2 separate regions of the Homo sapiens genome follow, and region 1 is linked to region 2. A link is a loop called in an ENCODE intact Hi-C map of the cell type or tissue named here. Cell type or tissue: endothelial cell of umbilical vein. All regions are shown on one strand. Each heading gives the region's core, and the rest is flanking DNA. Links, peaks and the distances in the headings are about the cores only. Region 1 holds the start of ABCA13 (ATP binding cassette subfamily A member 13). Region 2 overlaps ABCA13 (ATP binding cassette subfamily A member 13).

Region 1 (10,091 bases), core at 1,416-9,415, 75 kb after region 2:
TCTGCTGGAGACAGCACCAAGGCTGTCCTGTGGTAATGCCCCCAGTAGTTCCTGACAGTCCCTAGCATGTGCAAAAGTGTTTCCTAATTCTTATAGTTTGGTGGCATTTGTTCCTAGTTCACCCACACCAGTCTTCATCAGATAAATTCAGAGTGCTGTATTGGTGTTGTTTACTCCAGGAACCTGTCCAGGAGTGCCATAGGCTCAGGCATCAGATAAAATCGAGTCTCAGCCTAGCTCTGCTGCTTCCCTCAAATGGGCCTGTGCGAGTTACCCACCCTTCCTGGCTCATTTTCTGTAGCTGTGAAATGGGAGTAAGAAGTTCTGTCACGCAGGAGTGTGGGAAATAGGACTGATGTCCTGGGCTCAGGTGCATGATGATTGTTGGCAGAGAGAAAGAGCATACTCTGACACCATCTGGCTCCGCTGATGTGACAAAATGAAGAAGGAGAGAGTGTGCTCTCAGGACCTGCCGGGATCACAGCACAGCACTATTTTAGCTTCCATTTGGGATCTTTCGTAGCAGGCCCTGTGAGCTGACACTCATCATTCTGACATCATTCTGAATGAGCTGACATCATTCTGTGGCTCCGGGACAGAGCACCGTGCCTCCTGGCTGCTTCCCTCTCATCCCTAAAGAATGGTTATTTTCCAAGTAGGTGGGCACAAGAACACACAGGTACAATTCTCCCAGGAGCTCCAACTTCAAACCTGGAGGATGACAGGTGCTGTCTGGCCGGGACAGCCCAGGAATCGGGTAGGACCAGGCAGAGGTACTACCCCTCAGGGGAACTCTCTGGCTTAGCTGACAGCAGGCAGTGGGGGAGGAAAACATCCCCGACAGGAATGAAGCAGAGAGAGGAGAGGACACTCACGAAGAGCTGACCTCGGGTAAGGTTTCCTTGAAAGGAGCCCCCCAGAGTTCCAAATCGAAAAAAGAAATGTGCTTTTCACGAGGACCAGTTCCCCAATAAATAGCCGCGGCCTCCAATACAATCTCATAAAAATAACACTTGAGGCTGCCTTTGCCTCTGGTCTCTCACATTATTGTTACTGTGACTGTTTTGTTGTTGTTTGTTGTTTTTAAAACCTTTCCTGTAATTGAAAAACCCAGGCCTATCTGGGCCAAAGTAAATAACTCTACCAGGGAACTCTAGGCTTCCCAAGGAGACCTGCATTCACAAGTAAGAAGGAAAAGCCTCTTGGGAAAGTAAGTCTTTGTTTTTATTATTATTATTATTATTATTATTATTATTATTATTATTATTATTAGTTTTTGTTTTGCACAGAAGCCACGTAAATCCACCATCCTAAATAAAATCTCCCAGACCTAGCTTTTTGATGATCTTGTAATTTTCTCTGCAATATGCTGGTAACAATTTCAGCAAAAGAGCAACCTAGAGAGAATTATTTTCTCTTTTCAGCCTGACAGTCGAATTGGTAAATGAGAAACTGGATGGCTTGTCTTTGAAATCCAGTCAGTTTTCCATACCTTTAGAAGACTGGATAATCTCACATTCTTTTTTTTTTCATTTTATTTTATTTTATTTTATTTTACTTTTTTTTATTTTTTTGAGATAGAGTCTCGCTCTTCACCCAGGCTGGAGTGCAATGGTGCGAGCTCGGCTCACTGCAGCCTCTGCCTCCTAGATTCAAGTGATTCTCCTGCCTTAGCCTCCTCGGTAGCTGGGATTACAGGCACATGCCACCATGCCAGGCTATTTTTTGTATTTTTAGTAGAGATGGGGTTTCACCATGTTGGCCAAGCTGGTCTCAAACTCCTGACTTCAGGTGATCCGCCCTCCTCGGCTTCCCAAAGTGCTGGGATTACAGGTGTGAGCCACCATGCCCGGCCACTATTCTCACATTCTTAAACTCAGGCAATGATGCAGGACAAAAGAGATGCTCACCGCACAGCCAGACTCTTAAAGAAACACTGAGATGCTTTCACTGCAAGTGTTCCCTCACTGCCCTTCAAAGCATTTCCCTCACTGCCCTTCAAAATTGTTTTTTTAATATATATTTGGTTGTCTATTTAATCACTAGTGCTTTGAGAGAGGGTGTAGGAGGAAAATAAAGCTAAAATTAAAGGTTTAGAAGCAAATTCAGATCAATTGAAATTAAAGAAAAGGCACTGCTGATACCATGATTGTGAATTAGGAAAAACCAACCAACCCCAAACAGCTTAGCAGAGGCCAGCCCATGCTAAAAAAAATACAAAGGGAGGTTTGCTTTTATTAATTCGGTTTCTGAACTGCTTTTCCTAGATCACTGCTCTTAGCAAACCTGAGACACACTCAAATGGCCCTCAGTGGCCTGGCAGTGGCTGAGGCAGTTTCCTCCCAGGGTTCAGCCTAAGGCGAGTCCTGAAGGCCAGGGAAGCCCAGGCCAAGCCCCAAGATCCCACAGGCTCCCGATTTAATGACAAGTAGGAAGATTATCAACTTTATCTTCTCATCTAGCCAAACAGAAGTTGAATTACTCTACATTTTATTAAAGAGCCCTTGGTGGGAGCTTCGAGTTATCAGGAGTTCCATCTCACCTGCACTACTGTATGACTGCAGCCAGAGAGGGAGAAGCCATCATGTCAGTCATCCGTGTGGCCTAATCGCAAGAAATGTGTCACCTCCGTGTAAGTGCTGGAAACGAGAATAGTTCAAGGGCTCCTACACCACCTGAGAACCCTCTCGCCTCTCACTGCCAATCTTGTCCCGCAGTGCTGGAGTCTGCAGCTGAGCGGGTTTGTGTATGGAGCGCCCCTGGGTGTGGGCCGCTGCTGAGAAGTGGAGCAGAAAGTGCACTGGCTCGCAGGTGGCTGCTCAGCAGCACCCCAGCCCCACTACTGACCCGCAGCCAGTGAGGATGCCCTGACCCCAAGGACCTCTAGCCATAGGAGCAGTTCAAGAGTAGTTAGTTCAAGACTTTTTCCAACCTGACTATGAGAGAGATCAGGCACCTCACCTTTTACCTTCTGGCATCTGCTGATTCCCTTAGTAAATCCTTACAGCAAATTTGACAACAAATAGTTGATGAGCTATAACATGTAACTATGCAAAACCAGCAAAAATCCAACCTCTAAAACAATGTCCAAAAGAAATAAGACATACTTTACTTCTGAGGCTTGATATCTGTAAATTTTTTTTCAATTTCAGAAAAATACAGAAATTGTAGCTAGCAGGATTAGTGTTTGCAAAATAAAATTATTCTTTGTAACACCAAGTTCAGTTTTTAGCACCTGATTTCAGTAATAGACAAAATAAACAACAGTAACAGACAAAAATCTCAAAGAAATGAGATTATTTTGTTTTAGAAAAGAAACACACACACATATACACACAAAAGCTCTGAGGTTTGAAGTAGTTGAAACTTGAGAACATGTTTCTTTACATCTTAAAAGAAAGTAGTTGAAACTTAAGAATATGTTTCTTTACATCTTAAAGGAAAAAAAGTGATTTCCAAGGTAGTTATCTTGGAAAGCTCCCTACCTAGCCCCAGGGTAGATCTCTAGGAGGTAGATAGGCAGAGGCAGAGCCCAGCAGGGATTCAGCCTGGGTTTGGGTGAGCTGACTCAGGTCTTTCTAATGCTGGTGGAGGGATGGCATTTGAACTCAGACAGTCTAATAGGCTTCTCCCTATTCCCCAACAAGCCAGGTCAGAGGATGAGCCCTGGCATAACACCATAATTCTTATTCATGACTAAAAGAAAGTATGCATTTTATCACTGTGGCCTTTTAAATCAAGAATGCGGTGCTTTATGTATGGTAGACATCTGGATATCTGTCGCTGGGTTCTGGGATGTGGTTTCCATGGGCAGAAGGATGTTCCTAGTAAAACTGTGGCCAGTGTAGTTTTGTTGTTTCCATTATCCTCTTCCAGCCCATGGTTGGGAGAGAACCATGAGTTTTTTAAAACATTGATGTCCTCGTATTAAACTATGCTTCAACCCTCCTCCACTAGCCCAAGTCTTCAGTAAAATTGGCCAGCTCAACCCAAAAAGCTGGTATCACTTACAGGATATCAGCTTTCATTAATGGAGTAAGGGATCAGAGTCCTGTCCAGTTGGGCGGGGAAGGAAAGGACTGAGTAGCAGTCACAGGAGGCAAGATTCAGAACAGAGATCCAAGGTGTCAACAGATGTAGGATCCTGGAGACAACAACCACCCTGTGAATGGTCACTGCTCCATGATTTGAAGGATAGATTAGGGGAAGTGTACCATCCACAGTACACAGGCTACAGGCTCAGCTGCTCTGTTCAATATTAAAACATGGGAGAACCCAAACAGACTGCAAAACTAAGAGCTATCCAAGGAGCTTACAGTTGGCTTACATGATTTTCTTGTTGTTGTTGTTGTTGTTGTTGTTGTTATTAATTCTTTAAAATAAGAAGTAGCTGGTGAAGGTAGGGAGAGGGAGAGAATAGGGATAGATTTATTAAAGGATACAAAATTACAGCTAGATAGGAGGAATGAGTTCCAGTGCTCTATATGACTATAGGATGACTATATAATAACAATGATATATCACATAGGTCCACCGCAGTGGCTCACGCCTGTAATCCCACCACTTGGGGAGGCCAAGGCGGGTGGCTCCCCTGAGGTCAGGAGTTCTAGGCAAGCCTGGCCAACATGGTGAAACTCCATCTCTACTAAAAATACAAAAATTTGCTGGGCATGGTGGCACTCGCCTGTAATCCCAGCTATTCAGGATGCTGAGGCAGGAGAATCGCTTGAACCCAGGAGGCAGAGGTTGCAGTGAGCCGAGATCACACCATTGCACTCCAGCCTGGGTGACATGAGCAAAACTCCATATGAAATAATAATAATAATATATCATATAGCTTCAAATTGCTACAAGGAGAATATTGAATGTCCCCAACACAAAGAAATAATAAACATTTGACATAACAGTTATACTCATTACCCTGATCTGATCACCATACATTATTTGTATTGAAACATCACTATGTACCCTATGAATATGTGCAATTATTATCTGTCAATTTAAAAAAATTAAAATTAAAAGAAATAAAAATAAAATAAGTAATTAATTAGACTGATTTACAGTTAGAATAAAATGTAGAAATTAATAGAAATTCATGTGGAAAAGCATGGCTCAAAGCCACTGAATATTTGCCAATGTTGATGGCATTGCACTGGAACTATCCATGGGGTCACCCGTGAGACATTGTCAACTGATCTCCACCTGCCCAAAAGCAATGTTTCCTTACCTTGACCCAGAAACTTCTCCAGGAAACTTATTCAAGAGAAATGATCCAGGAGAAGGTGTGTCCTTCATGCATAATGATGTTATTCATAACAATAAGAGCTGGAAAGAACCTTAATCCTCAACATAAGGAAATGGTCAAATAATTATGTGTATACAACTGATGAACTGTTATTCAATAAAACCATTAAATAAGAAGACCATACAGTAACTTTTAAAATGTTAGGCTTCAATATAAAGTGGGAAAAAAGCTATGACTTTAATTACGTAAAAATATTTCATTATGTATGCCTAAGGATAAGAAAAGACCACAAAAGTTAATTAGGATAATAAAATTTTAGATGACTTTAAAATGTTTATCTTTTGTTTTAGTACTGTTTTTACAATAAATAAAAATCAAGAGGAAAAAATAAATGGTATTAAAATAATGGTAAGAAACTACTTTTTCCAAGAATAGTAGAATTTTAACAATCTATAGAGTTAGGTATTAAGATAAGTATGATGGGTACTATTTATCCATTATTCTATTTTTTTAAATTTTTGTTTGAATCTATAATAAGATGTTTTTTGAAGAAACTATAATCATGAAATATATGAAAGATTTTTTAAAAGTAAATGTAAAAGCATATACTGATTTGCTCTTTATGAATGATACAAATTACTAAATTATCACATGTATGCTGACACTATGTACATCTATTATGCATCAATTTAAAAAAAAAGCTAAAAAAAACAGTAAATGTAAAAACAGACAAGCTTCCTTCCTACAACAAATAGTTCCTGGCTTTACTCACTAAATAAACATGTATTTGAGGCCATTTATTCACTCAGGCAGTTTGGTTATTCCACAGTTCATGCCAACACCTCACTTTCATAGTTCAAAAACAAAGAATCTACAGATTATCATTGGAGAATGGGAGAATGCTGTGAAAAATAGGTCAGTTTAAAGACATTCACCCAGAGGGGCCTGCCCTCAATATTTCCACTGTAATAACATTAAGATATGTAAACATATTCACATTTTATCCCCCTGGAGTTCTGTTCTAACCCAACTGTGCAAGCCATGAACTGAGAGTTACCCTGTGCCTCCTCTCCTCACAGCCCACGGTTCATGTCCACAGATGTCTGAGGCCACCCATTTCTACCAAATAAGAAAACAGCTCCCACTCCTATACCAGGTACTGTTGCAAGCACATTACATGTACAAACTCATTTAATACTTACAAACAATTTCATTTTACAGAGAAGAAAACTAAGTTAAGAAATTGCCTGAAAAAGTAAACTAGTAAGTGACAGAGCTGGGATGTGAACCCAGTCAGGCAGCTCCAAATTCTATGCATGGAACCACTTGTGTTGTTTCTACTCTGTTGCTATTCTAGGCATTGCTATAATGAACAACCTTGTACAAATATCACTTCCCATTTGTGCAGGGACATCTATAGGATATATCCCAAGAGGTGGTTTCATTAAATATTTAATTGCATTTTTCATTGCTTTTCTGTGAACAGACTATAGCTCTTTGTGGGCCAGGAACTCACTTTTCTTGTTCACCCACTATCTGGCACATAACAGAGATGCATAAATGCTTTATTCCTTCCTTCTTTTACTTATTCAACAAATATTTACTGAACATCCATTGTGTGCCAGGCACTGTTCTGGGTGCTGGAGAATACATTGATGAACCAATTGGGGAAAATGTCCTGCTCTCATGCATGTAACATACTAATGTAGGATCCAGAGGCAATCGGCAAATAAGAAAATCTGTGGTGTGTTACAAGATGATAAATACTAAAGAAAAATAAGTCAAAGAAAAGTGGGATGCAGGAGTTACCACTTTAAATAAACAGTTATCAAACAAATAAAACCTTCTGATGAGGATGTTTGCCTTAGCAGCAAAAGTAATTGTGAAAATTTTTTAAAACTCAAGTATCCATTAAGGAGGAGTAGGCAGTCTGGCTACCTCGGTCACTGAACTGTTTTGAGGTAGATATGCATAAAGCAGAAAGAGCAGTGCCTGGGAACCAACTTCCACCCATAACACTCTTTCATGGGAAAATAGGCTAATTCCCTAAAACAAACTTACATGTCAATGAAATACACTGTTTATAAATGTAAAACTACCTACACAGACACGAACACACTAACAATCAATGAAGACTGTCTCACTCCTTTATTCCTGAACTTAAAACTTTTTTTTTTTTTTTTTTTTTTTTTTTTTTTTTTTTTTGAGACGGAGTCTCGCTCTGTCGCCCAGGCTGGAGTGCAGTGGCGCGATCTCGGCTCACTGCAAGCTCCGCCTCCCGGGTTCACGCCATTCTCCTGCCTCAGCCTCCCGCGTAGCTGGGACTACAGACGTCCGCCACCACACCCGGCTAATTTTTTTGTGTTTTTTTAGTAGAGACGGGGTTTCACTGTGTTAGCCAGGATGGTCTCGATCTCCTGACCTCGTGATCCGCCCGCCTCGGCCTCCCAAAGTGCTGGGATTACAGGCGTGAGCCACCGCGCCCGGCCAACTTAAAACTTTTGTACAAACTTTCAACTGAAATTATTTTGATCCTAAAGATCACATAAAAAAGAAAACATCTCCTTTAACTTGTATTTTATTTCAAGACAGAGAGATAGAATATTCTGGCTCGGAGGATTCAGCAAAATGTAATTCAATGTCAATTACTGAATCTCTTCAAACCAAAGCATTTGTCAGCAGAAAATTCCCATAGGTTAACTGTAGACCTTAAAATCAGAAACGATGCAGGTAAATTACTGCACATCTACTTCTCCTGAAAATGACATTTATAGGTATTAATGTTTATATAGTGGCATCAGGAATAAAGTTAGTCATAATAACAAGCAATTGATTTCTATTTCACAAAAACGTACACTTACAGGATATTTGCATAAGTATTCACACAAGTTTCATTTGAACAATTCCAATCTCCTTAGGAAAACCTTGCTAATGTAATTTGAATACAGTTCTAAATAGATGTGAATTAACACTAAAGATGGTGACCCTACAGAATAACAGAGTGGATGTGTCATACCCTGCTCTGGTGAGGCACACTGTGCAGTCTTGTGCTTCGGAGTCAGTACCTGTAGCATTCTGCTTATGCATTAAATGCAGCAAATGCTTTGTTCCTTAAACCTGAGAATTCACTGTTCAGTTTTTACAACGAATGCTTAGAACACAAATTATAGTTCAATTCCACCTGCTTTTTTGTTTGTTTGTTTTTAGAATTTTTCTAAATTTGCCCTTTTCTGATAAATTCTTCAGCCTTGATTTCATCCTGGTCATTAAAGTGTTCAGCTACTTTGGCCCTTGGGACGGGTTTTGATTTAAAATAATCCAACCTCCCCAAATTCCCTGCAGCATGAGTGTTTTTACCTGCCAGGAGGCAGAGGCAGGCAGGAAAGAATAGACCCTGATCTTGCTCCAGACCTCACTGGAACCCTATGGAAAACCAAGGCAAGCACTCACCGGGTTCCTGAGTCTGCAGAGCCAATTCTTCCACAGCAGGGCTTTGAACTGGCACCCGGCATGCCCCATGCCTGCTGCTCCCTGCTCTCAGTCAGGAAGCCAGCCTGTAAGGATGGTGCTTATATCTGCTGGGCTCAAGTGAAGGCATGTTGCCTATTAGTCAATTCTAACAAAAGTGAGTGATGCAAGAGAGATTACTGGTGACTGAATAAAACAGGCATCAGATGTCCCCTCTTGTTCGGCATCTGCTGAGAAATCTTTTCACTAGCTGTTCAGTGTTTCAGGAGGGTTGAATTACAGAAAGCTGCCTTCAGGGACTTTCTCGGGCATACACACATACACAGAGAGGGTGCCCTCCCTTTCCGAGAACCCACAGAACTGATCTGTGCGACAAGAAGTAATGCCCACATTTACCATTTACCTCCCTTTTTTTCTGGATATTAATTAGATGGAATTTTCCTTTTTTCTTCTGAAGCATTGGTTATTACACAAATTTGCCAAAATATTTCAATTTTGGTGGTCCCATGGCAGAGAGTTTGAAGGGAAGGAGATGGAAGCAGTGTTGGTGTCTGGGGGAGTTTGGGGAATGGGTGACTCAAGTTCCACTCTGCTACTGCACCTGCACTTCATACTTCTCCTTCACCCATTTCCTCCAAAGGGATCAGGATCTACGTTTCAAATGGTATCGGGTGCAGATGTGGCAGGACTCAGCAAGTGGCCTGTGGATTACCTCTGAGTCCTGTTTGATTCCTGAACACTTGCACTTTCTAAGTGGCATGATGGATTCAGCTTGCCAGCTGGTGGCTCCATCGTCTTGGAAGCCAGGCCCTCTTGAGTTCCTGTTGCCCCCAGTTGTGGTCAGAAGGATTTCAGGCAACCCAGTCTTGTGGTCTTCTATTTCATAAAGCAATTTTCACAAGCTGTGAATGCTTGATAAATGGCTTTTGCAATAGGAAACAGGGAACACAGGCTTCAGCAAAGAAACTGACTCAATTATTTTGTAAACTTATTTGTTTAGAGCATGCCTATTTTATTTTATTTTTTGTTACATGGCTGGCAGCACTAGAGTGAAGGCCATTACTTAGCAGGATGGCGCCCAGCAACCATAAGTGGATTTGCCTGATCCCCATATGATGTTCCCCCTTGACCTGTGACTTCTCAAAGGTCTTTGGGGTTGCCTAAGTATTGCTACTCTGGTTCTCTTTGCAGATAACATCTAGAACACCTTACAAGTAATTGTCATAATTTTTAAAAATCTAGTATAAGAAAAAGCCTCCAACCATAAGGTTTTTCTCATGTTATGTTCATAGCAGCCAGTTTTTATGCTGCTATGCCAGAATTATGTCAGAGACACAAAAATTATCTCATCCATTGCTTTCATGGAACAATGCTGTGT
Region 2 (10,091 bases), core at 852-8,851:
AACAATATTTTTAATGATTTTTAAGGCATCAGAGAGCTACTGAGGCACTGGGAATTTGTGTGCCAACATTACAGAATAGGGAAGACAGGAGAGATGAAGTCCAACATTTGAAGCTACTTTTCCACTGTGGGCAACTGTTGTTTCCAAAACAAAAATGAGGGAAGAGAGGCTACGAAAATAAGAACTTTCAAAAGCCTCACAAGACTAGGAAAGAAACTGAAATTCACAGACAGCTGAGGAAAAATTGCCTTTAGTAAACACCACAAATTTAGCTTGATACCCCCAGAAGGCTACACCCCAGTAGTAAAAGAAGACAAGAAACAATTGAGCTCTCACAAAGTTTCATAGCATGCTCAAAAATAGTTTAATTCCTGACTGAATTAAAGCGATATGCCTCCACTCTCACTGCCTGCCAGAAACAAAACTAAAGCACCTCTGGAGGAAAAAAAAATCATGCAGAGTGTCGCATTATCTCTACATATAATGTCTGAAATGCATTTAATAAAAAGATTTATGTAGAGTGCTTTGGGTGTCCAAGGCAGGAGAATCTCTTAAGCCCAGGAGTTCAAGATTAGCCTGGGCAATATAGCAAGACCCTATCTTAACAAAAAAATAAAATAAAAAAATTAGCTGCAAATGGTGGTATAAGCCTGTTGTCATAGCTACTTGGGAGACTGAGACAAAAGGATCACTTGAGCCTCATAATTCGAGGCTACAGTGAGCTATGGTTGTACCACTGCATTCCACCCTGGGCAATAGAGTGAGACTCTACCTCTTAAAAGAAAAAAAGTTGTATAAAAAAACAATAGGAATTGGGGAAAAAAATAGGAAAAGCATACAATAGATACTGACACCCAGAAAATAAAATTATTGAAGTTATCAGGCAGAAAATATTTAGTAAAACCTATAAAATAAAATGAAAATTCTAGAACATATAACTGAAATTAAGAATTAAAGGAGTAAGCTTAATTAAACACATTCTGCAGAAAGAATTTCTTAACTAGAAAATAAATCAGAGAAAAACCACCCAGACTGAGGCATAGAGACTAAAGAAAACAGGAGGAACAATATAGAAAAAAGAAGAAACATTTGGGACACACACACGAACACACACACAGACACACACACACGTAAGTACAGTCCTAATAAGAAAAAAAAAGAAATTGAGGTAAAAGAAATATTTAAAGAAATAGTAATATGGAATTGTTCAAAGACAATAAATATATAAGTCCACACATCTTAAGTCCTCAAGATGGATAAATATGAAGAAACATTCCAGGTGTTGTAGCTCATGCCTGTAATCCCAGCACTCTGGGAAGCTGAGGCAGGTGGATCACTTGAGCTGAGGAGTTTGGGACCAGCCTGGGCAACATGGCGAAACCCCACTTGTGCAAGAAATACAAATTAGCCAGGTGCTGTGGCATTCACCTGTAGTCCCAGCTACTTGGGAGGCAAAGTCAGGAGAATCACTTGAGCCTGGAAGCAAAGGTTGCAGTGAGGTGAGATTGCACCATTGCACTAGAAATCAGTTAAGAAGATGCAACAACCAGGTAAATCCCTAATAATGCAAGAAAATGTCACACTCATTGTGAAATTTTGTGACATTTTTCTCATTCACTCTTCATCCCCTTCATGGCACAATATGCCACTGTCAGGAAGATGTGTATCAATTTCAAGTTCCTCCCTCAGTATACAAGGGAAAAAATAGAACTTGCTGGCAATATTTGGCTTGCCTAGGGGCTGCCGAAGTGACTGGTTTCTGTCTTGCCTGATGTAGAGCACAGATGAGAAAAGTGGCATAGTTTGGATGCCAGGTTGGAGGCCACTGAAAGCAGCAGTCAGTCACTGTGGCATGTTAGAGCTGCAGGGAGTCTGCAGACCTGCAGGCGGCTAGGAGTAATCAATTATGGACATAGGAATACAATAAACATCCAAGGCTTTTGAGATGAACCAGGAGACTGAATAATACATTTTAAAGCAGATAGTATGTATGCAGGGAAGTGGAATAAAAACACACACTTAGGCTTAGGGAATACACATCTTCAGAAAAGATTTAAAAGACCCTGAGCCTTTAAAACATTTTGGGCAATGAAGGTCTTCCCCTGCACAAAGCCATGCTACAAAAGCTGGGGGAAGTGGAAATTTTTTTCAAGTGTCCAAATCTCAAGAGAACGTATCAAGACATACCAAAATAAAACAGAGTAACATGAATGATTCAAAGGAACCAGATAAATCTCCAGAGATTGTCCGCTAAAGAAATGCAGGCCTCTGACTTACTTGATAAATAAATTAAAACAACTACCTTAAATATGGCCAATGAACTCAAAGAAAACACAGTGAAAAACACAAAACTAAATCTAGAAAATGGTTTATAAACAAAGTGGAATATTAGCAAAGAGAGAGAGATTACAGTCATATACCACATAATGATGCTTGGTCCCGTAAGATTATAATCGTATATTTTTACCTTACCTTTCTGTTATATAGGCTTAAATACACAAATACTTACTATCATGTTACAATTGCCTACAGTATTCAGTAGAATAACCTGTATATGTTTGTGGCCTAGGAACAATAGGCTAACCGTATACTCCAGGTATGTAGTAAGCTATACCATCTAGGTTTGTGTAAATATACTCTATGATGTTTGAACAATGGAAAAATTGCCTAACAATGCATTTCTCAGAACGCATCCACATTATTAAGTGATGCATGGCTGTATTTACAAAGAACCCGACAGAAATTCTGGAGCTAAAAAATAGAATAACTGAATTTAGAAATTCAGGCAAAAGAAAGAACCCACAAACTTAAAGATGGGCCATGTGAAACAATCAAATCAGAGGAGCAAAGAAAAAAAAATGAACACAGCCCAAGGAACTTATGAGACACCATCAAGCCAACCAATGTACACATGCAGAAGACGAGAAAAAGAGAAAGGGGCAGAGAGTGTATTTAAAGAATTAACGGCTGAAAACACCCCACATTTGAAAACTAAATGGATATACAAATGCAAGAAGTTAAAAAACTTCAAGTAGCATAAACCCAAAGAGACCCATACGAAGCCACCTCATAATGAAACTATTGAAAGTCAAAGACAAAGTGAGAATCTTAAAAGCAGCAAAAGAAAAATGACTCATAACATACAATGGAGCTTTTATAAGATTACCAACTGACTTCTCTTACATGCCAGAAGGCAGTTGAATGACATATTAAAATGTGTGAAATATACCTAGAGCTCGGCATAGAGGAAAATTTATTGTCTTAAAAGTACCTATTAGAAAATAAGAAAATCTGAAAGTCAAGAACAAGAAAAAGAACAACAATCACACTAAATTTACTAGAAGAAAGAAAATAATAAAGATAAAAAATAAATTAATAAAATAATATACATATTTAGTAAAAATATTTTTTTTAAATTCCGTTTCTTAATAAGACTAGTTATATTTCTGTGACAGTGCAAGCCTTTTCACAGAGATCAGCCCCCAGCAAGGGTCTGTCCAAAGAAAGTAGAGTGGTTAAGCTTACAGGATCCAGAGTGAGACTTCCTGGATTTGCATTCTTGACTTTGATGCTTAATACTTTTGAGACCTATGCTAGGAATAAAATCTTTCTGAGCCTCAATTTTCTCATCTGAAAATGAAATCATAATGGTACCTATCTCACAGGTTGAATGAGGATTAAACAAGATAATCATAGAAAGCACAATAAATATTTGCAATTATCAGTATCATTGAGACTTCTGAACCACAAGCCTGTTGCCACTATTGCATATCACTCTCTGTAGCCTGTTTCTGAAAAGAGTCAAAAGTGGGCAATAATAAGTGATAATGAGGACAGGTAGTATAGGAGAAAGTTAAAGTGTAGGATGAGTACTCAACCCAGAAGAACATGGCCAACTCATTGGAGAAGTTACCATCAACCCAATACTGCTGCTATACAGAAGAGTTTTATAGTGTAATCTGTAGAAAATGCAAAGGCCCATCTTACCATATGTGGATTTGATACTGAGAGCTACAGAGGGAGTATCTCTGGCAGCCTCTAAAAGTAGCAGTTTAAAAAACAGCATGAAATAAGAAAAGGCAAGGTCGTAATAGCCACAGAAAAGGAATGAGAAACTCCCATTTCCTGTCCAAGTCCCTGACGTCCAAGATGCAGGCTTTCTAAGGAGAAGCTGATAACCCCACTGTGATGGAGCAGTGTCATGGCATGCTGGAAAACCAGGGCAGAAGATAATTCCCAAGGAGAGATGGAAATAGACAACCAGCTCTAGAGTAAAAAAGCAGAGGTCAGAAGTGCAAGTTTTACATGCTGGCATCTTTCCAAAAAGTAGATCTCTGGGGAACAGGAGGACTCCCTGTGAATCATACAGTTATGAGTTTGTAATATTTATATTTTAGGGAATTTTTGGTTTTATGAAGCTGATAAGGAAAGAGGTGAGCCATTAACATAATAAAAACATACATATATATTTGGTCTAGGCCATTGTTTCCTGACAGGCACATAGCTGCTAAGACCCTTGGAATGTAGGAAGTGGTGTCTTTTTGTAGGCTAATGAATGACTGGTGACTAGAGGCGCTGGATAGCCCCAGAATGGGGGCTGATTGTCAGGGGAACCAACCCTGTAATTAGAAGGTTGGAACTTTCAGGTTCTCCCTCCTCCCATTCCCTTACCTGCCTTCTAACCTCTAGGTAGGGGAGAGAGGGATGGAAGTTGAGTCAATCACTAATGTCCAGTGATTTAATATATCATGCCTACATAAGGAAACTTCCATAAAAACCCAAAAGGACAGTGTTCAGAGTGCTCATAGGTTGATGAGGACATGGAGGTGCTGGGAGGGTGATAGGCCTGGAGAGGGCATAGAAGCTCCATGCCCCCACATACCTCACCCTATGCATTTCTTCCATCTACTGTTCCTAAATTATATCTGCTTAATAAACCAGTAACCTAGGAAGTAAGCTGTTTTTCTGCATTCTGTGACTTGTACCAGCAAATTACTGAACACAACGAGGGGTTCATGGGAATCCTGATTTATACCCAATTGATCAGAAGTGAGAAGGGAAGCCTGGACTTGGGGTTGGCGTCTGAAGTAGGGGCAATCTTGTGGGACTGAGCCCTTAACCTGCAGGATCTGATGCTAATTCCAGGCAGACAGTGCGAGAATTGAATCGAATTGTAGGACACCCAGTTAGTGTCAATGGAGAAGTGGAGAATTGCTTGTTGTGGAACAAATCCACACATATGGTCACAGCAGTGTTGGAAGTGTTGAGTGTGTGTATAGAGAAAAACAGTTTGTGTTTTCTTCTATAGGTTCATGGGGAGTTGTCCCCAGTGTGAGCATCAATCTTAATGCTAAGTAAAGTGAGAAGGGCCACAACAGAAAATCTGGACTCTTGTGAGTAGGATCATGACTAGTCTGCATATAGAAGTATTTATCACCCAAACCAGGACAGTCTTGAGAGTAAAAGCAGTCACTATTATAAATTTTGCAGGAACAATGTAGCTCAGTCAAACCAGGACTTCTGGTAAGTCTTGTCATAATTGATGAGAAAAAATTATATGAAGTAATCACAATGCCAAATTGTGCTTGGAGAGCCACCCATTTTAAGCCCCGCTTTGTTAAATAGGATGGACTCTCAGGAAATTATGTCACCTCACTAAAAGGGGAAAGCATCCCCCATTCCTGTAGTTTAGGCTACTGACTTACCCAATAGTCTGTTCTGGAAACTCTCTTGCATATTTACATATTGGGCCACTTCGCAAGTCTTCCTGATAAACTTTTTGAAGGCTTTCCAATAATATGCTTGTTCCAGGAAAAATTGTGTTTTTTCAAGTGTATGAAATATCCTGCAATCAAAAAGAATCCAGAGAAAATTAAAATTTAAAAATGATCTTGCAGATGACAGATCATTATAAATTTTTCTAAAAACAAATATATGCAAATGCATGGCAGTCCACTTATGTAAGGAAATAGAATCTTTCAAATAGTTCTACTAATTTTTTAAGTTTGTTTACAAACTCCTCTACCTCGATTTGAAAAATAAGGAAAAGCAATTTATGAGAATACATAAAATATAAGACAATAAATCAAGAAGGACAAAAAAAGAGGAAAATTAAAGGCCATAACAGGAAGTGAACTTAAATATTAAGAAAATATATATTCCCTATTTGACATATTTGACGAAGAACATCCTAGCAGTCAAGGAAAATGGAAATTGATCACACATATAATTCACAGAGTCATAAAATAAAATCAAGGCGAATTTTCTGTAGAGTTACAGCTCCCAAGAGAAGCTTCCCATTTGTACTTAGTGCACAATTTCTGAGTAATTAACAAGAACTTCCATCACATGCATACCTTGGACTTACCAGGGATCCTCAATTTCTAATGAAAGATTAAGTCAGTGGTTAAACATTAAGGGAACTCTTTCATATTTTACAGTTATTAGATGCTTTCCAACAGTACCAGTAGGTTAATATTTTTAAAATAAATTGAACCTCTTTCTATTCAAAATATAATCTACCATATTGATCTATCATTTGTGTAGAAGGGGCAGTTGAAATCATTCTGATGTCCCAATTGTTTATAAGTTTCCCACCAAACATGTACTTACACTGTGGAGACAAGCTGGTGCTTACAGTCACTAGAAAAGACATCATTCTCAGGAGAGGGATCAGCTCCCAGCAGCAGGAAGAGCCGAGTACAGGAAAGGCTTGCTTCTGACAGCTGCATCTCAAGTTCCTGCCAGTCCAAATATTCTTCAGGTATTAAAACTGACATATTTTTGTGCCAAGTAATGACCTCTTGCAAAATACGATCCTTAACAAGAAAAGAAGATATTGCTTATAATAAATAAAGCAATTCAGATGTGGGTATTTGAGACGCAGCCTTGACCCTGTATCACTAAACAAGGGGTCCACTCAAACTGTACATCAAAGATCGTGCCCTATGGCATGGTAATTATCTAAGTTATAGTTCTAGACTTGAATCTTTACTCATGTTCAGGTTAATAAGTCCAAAAATAAAACTTAATCCAATAATAAAGTAGGATGGGACTCAGTGTCATAGCTATCTGTGTTAGCTAGTTGCAACAAGTAGCCTGTGAACCAGACCCCCTGAGAGTCTCACTCTCAGTACCACCTTCCACAATTCCTCTAGGCTGAGATCTGGCTCACGTAAACCCATAGAATGCAGCTGAAGTGAATTGTGCCAGTTCTAGTTCTACCTTCTCTGAGGACTGGCAGCTCCTACTCTCCCTCCTTGCCTGTTTTTGCTTGTGTGTGGGATCCCTGGATAGCCATGTCAGAAGTCTGGCTACCCTGCTGAAAGGCCATATGGAGAGGTTACCTGGAGAAGAGACATCTTGAGTCTGAGAGGAGGATGAGAGGCCCTCGTCTCAGTATCCTAGCTAACCAGACTCCAGCCCTCACGGCCATCTGACTGCAACTACATGAATGATGCCCAGTAAGACCATCAGAAGAACCACCCCACGGAGACTGGTCAACCCAGAGTCAGAAGAGCGAGAAAATAATGTGTTTTGTTTTAGGTCACTGAGCTTTGGGGTGATTTGTTAGTGATACGTATCGTAGGCATCATCCAAAAGGCTACCTCAAGTATATGTAACCTATAAATACATAGTTCCCTGCTTCGTATGAGACTACAAGTTAGACTTTACAGATAAAAATAAATTTGAGATAGGATTTCTGCCAGGAAAGAGCTGACATCTAGTAGCAAGAAAGGTATTTGCAAACAGGTAATGTTTTTTGTGCCTGCATGCATTCACATACACTTTTCTTATTTATTTTCTTTTCTTTATTTTTTTAATAGGGTCTCACATTGTCACCCAGGCTGGAGTGCAATGGTGTGATCATGGCTCACTGCAGCCTTGACCTGCTGGGCTCAAGCAATTCTCCCACCTCAGCCTCCTGAGTAGCTGGTATTACAGGCATGTGCCACCACATCTGGCTAATTTTTGTTTTCATTTTTGTAGAGATGGGGTTTAGCTATGTTGCCCAGGTTGGTCTTAAACTCCTGGGCTCAAACGATCTGCCCACCTAGACCTCCCAAAGTGCTGGGACTACAGGCATGAGCTACTATGCCCAGCCCTTCACATATAATTTTCTGCCTGCTTAGCATCCTCTCCTGACTTCTCTTTGCTTCCAAATCTTACACCTCATCTAAGGCTCATTGACTTATTTGGGAAGACTCCTAGATGCTGAGCTCCAAGGCTCTCACTGTTGTTTGCCCTTCTCTACCAAGATAGTGTCTTCTTCATGTTTGTACTCCCTTCAGCATACTGTCATGCACAGAGTAGATGCTAAGAAATCGGTGATTGAATTATGCACACTATTCAATTACTATCCCAATTTTCATTTTGCTGAGACACCATTTATATTTCACTAGTTTCATTATTTCACTGGTTTTATTTCCATGGTATATAAGGATATAAAAAAAAAAGGTAATACTGAGAGAGAAAAATGAACTCTAAAAATATAAATATTGTAATTTTAATTCTCAGTAAGAAGAATAGGGCTGGAACTTGACAAAATAATCTTTCCAAACAAATCGTTCAACATTCTGCAGTCCCACTTGAGCGCTGAACAGGGGTAGCCCATTGTCCTGGGCAGTTACATGAGAGGAATATGACTTTTAAAGCTTGTAACCACTCAAAGCCACAGTTTTGCTGGGATTGACTAATCACCAGAGACTCCTCTGCTTTTCTTAGCATGTGCAGCCAAGAATGAAGCAGATCAAGGATCCAGGAAGCCAGAAAAGAAGAAGTGGTATGTTTTGAAAGTTTGAGGAATTTCAAGTAGGTTTTGGCCAGGCGGGTGGCATACAACCTTTCAGTCAGACAGAAAGGCCAGCATTGAAGGGCAGCTGGAGTTCAGAGAGCCAGCTTCCTTTAAGTGTGTGGGCTTACGGCAAAACTTTCCTCATCGAAACTCCAGGTTAAATATTAGCATCTTTGGTGAATTTAATCTTAAATTTGTGCCCTTAGAAGAGCTAAGATGGTAGAATACTTACAGCATCCTCTACTGAACCAAGTAGCTTGTTTAAAACACTCGTCTCAGAGGAGTTACAATAGCACAACAGTCCCTGGAGACCACCCCATATGCTGGAGTTTCCAGGCGGCAAAAAGACCTCCTTCTCAGAGAAACGACCATTCGGGCAGACAGCATTCTTCGCCAACATCTAAAAGATTAATAAGAGTGGGAAGGAGTAACATTTAAAGAGGCTTAGATACCCTCTTCATGGGCTCAAGAACTGCAAATATAATAAGCAATGATAAACATTTTAAACACAACATAAAGTTTTGAAAAACCTGCATATTGTTCCCTTTTTTAGCTAGCACAATTCACAAAAGGAGCAAAACTGAATATTGCATGAGCTTCTTGAATGTTTTATTAAAAATGCTTATTTATAATTATTTGTTGTGCTTTACCTGTTTCAGCTCCCAAAAGAACACATCCTTTTCCAGTTTCAATTGGTTAAGTTCAAACCATTTAAAATCATTAGCTGATGTCTCCAGGCAAATGAGGACTTCTGCAAAGTAGACAAATTGATTATTATTCACCTAAGGTAAGTAAGCTTGACTTTTATACATGGCCATGAATCAATAAACTGGATCCTGAAAACATGGATTTTTTAAAAACTTGACCTATTATTATACATTTTCTTCTCTTCCTTAGAAAGGAAAACAGGAGTCATTGTAATATCATTTTGTCCTTTCCAAAGACTAGTGAGAATGAGTTTTTACTTCTAAAGTAACATCCCCCCTCACTTTTTCCCTCTCCTCCCTGAGAAAATGAAAAGGCTGCAGCCCATCTGGGCAAAAGTCCAAACCCAACTTCCTCAGAAGAGGGAAGAAAGAATAATGCTCACCATAGTCAAGAAAGTTCAAAGAAGGGCATTCTGCAAACCCAGGGGGAACACACTCTCCCTACCGGACACCAAGAAGCATTGGTGGGAGGAGGCAGTAGAAGGAACAGAATACAAAAGATACGCTTATTCACAACGCACTCTGGTCCCTTTCCAGCCTGAAAACCACAGATGCTGCCGTGAATGTGAAAGTCAACCCAGCCTTAGGAC

Evidence for each region. A loop is a pair of places that touch in the nucleus more often than their neighbours do. Peaks named below come from ENCODE experiments on the same cell type or tissue, not always from the same donor. Only the 100,000 strongest peaks of a DNase experiment are listed, where the experiment ranks them.
Region 1: a loop joins it to region 2, with 7 times the contacts of the local background. A loop is called at or near these places in 4 of 110 quality-filtered maps.

The regions. Positions count from the first base shown.
Region 1 is chr7:48,170,157-48,180,247 of GRCh38, reverse strand. ABCA13 (ATP binding cassette subfamily A member 13) reads right to left here and starts at 8,790. Exons shown (of 62, transcript NM_152701.5): 1 at 8,696-8,790. The coding sequence starts at 8,764. RefSeq lists an enhancer at 1,657-2,158. In endothelial cell of umbilical vein, for the core only: no CTCF peak of the experiment used is centred there; a DNase peak (open chromatin) is centred at 6,097; H3K27ac peaks cover 1,675 bases.
Region 2 is chr7:48,244,966-48,255,056 of GRCh38, reverse strand. ABCA13 (ATP binding cassette subfamily A member 13) reads right to left here. Exons shown (of 62, transcript NM_152701.5): 12 at 9,445-9,545; 13 at 9,027-9,194; 14 at 6,613-6,818; 15 at 5,706-5,845. Among named protein-coding and RNA genes, the nearest start is that of ABCA13, 79 kb to the right of the region's middle. RefSeq lists an enhancer at 9,057-10,091. In endothelial cell of umbilical vein, for the core only: no CTCF peak of the experiment used is centred there; a DNase peak (open chromatin) is centred at 4,326; H3K27ac peaks cover 2,006 bases.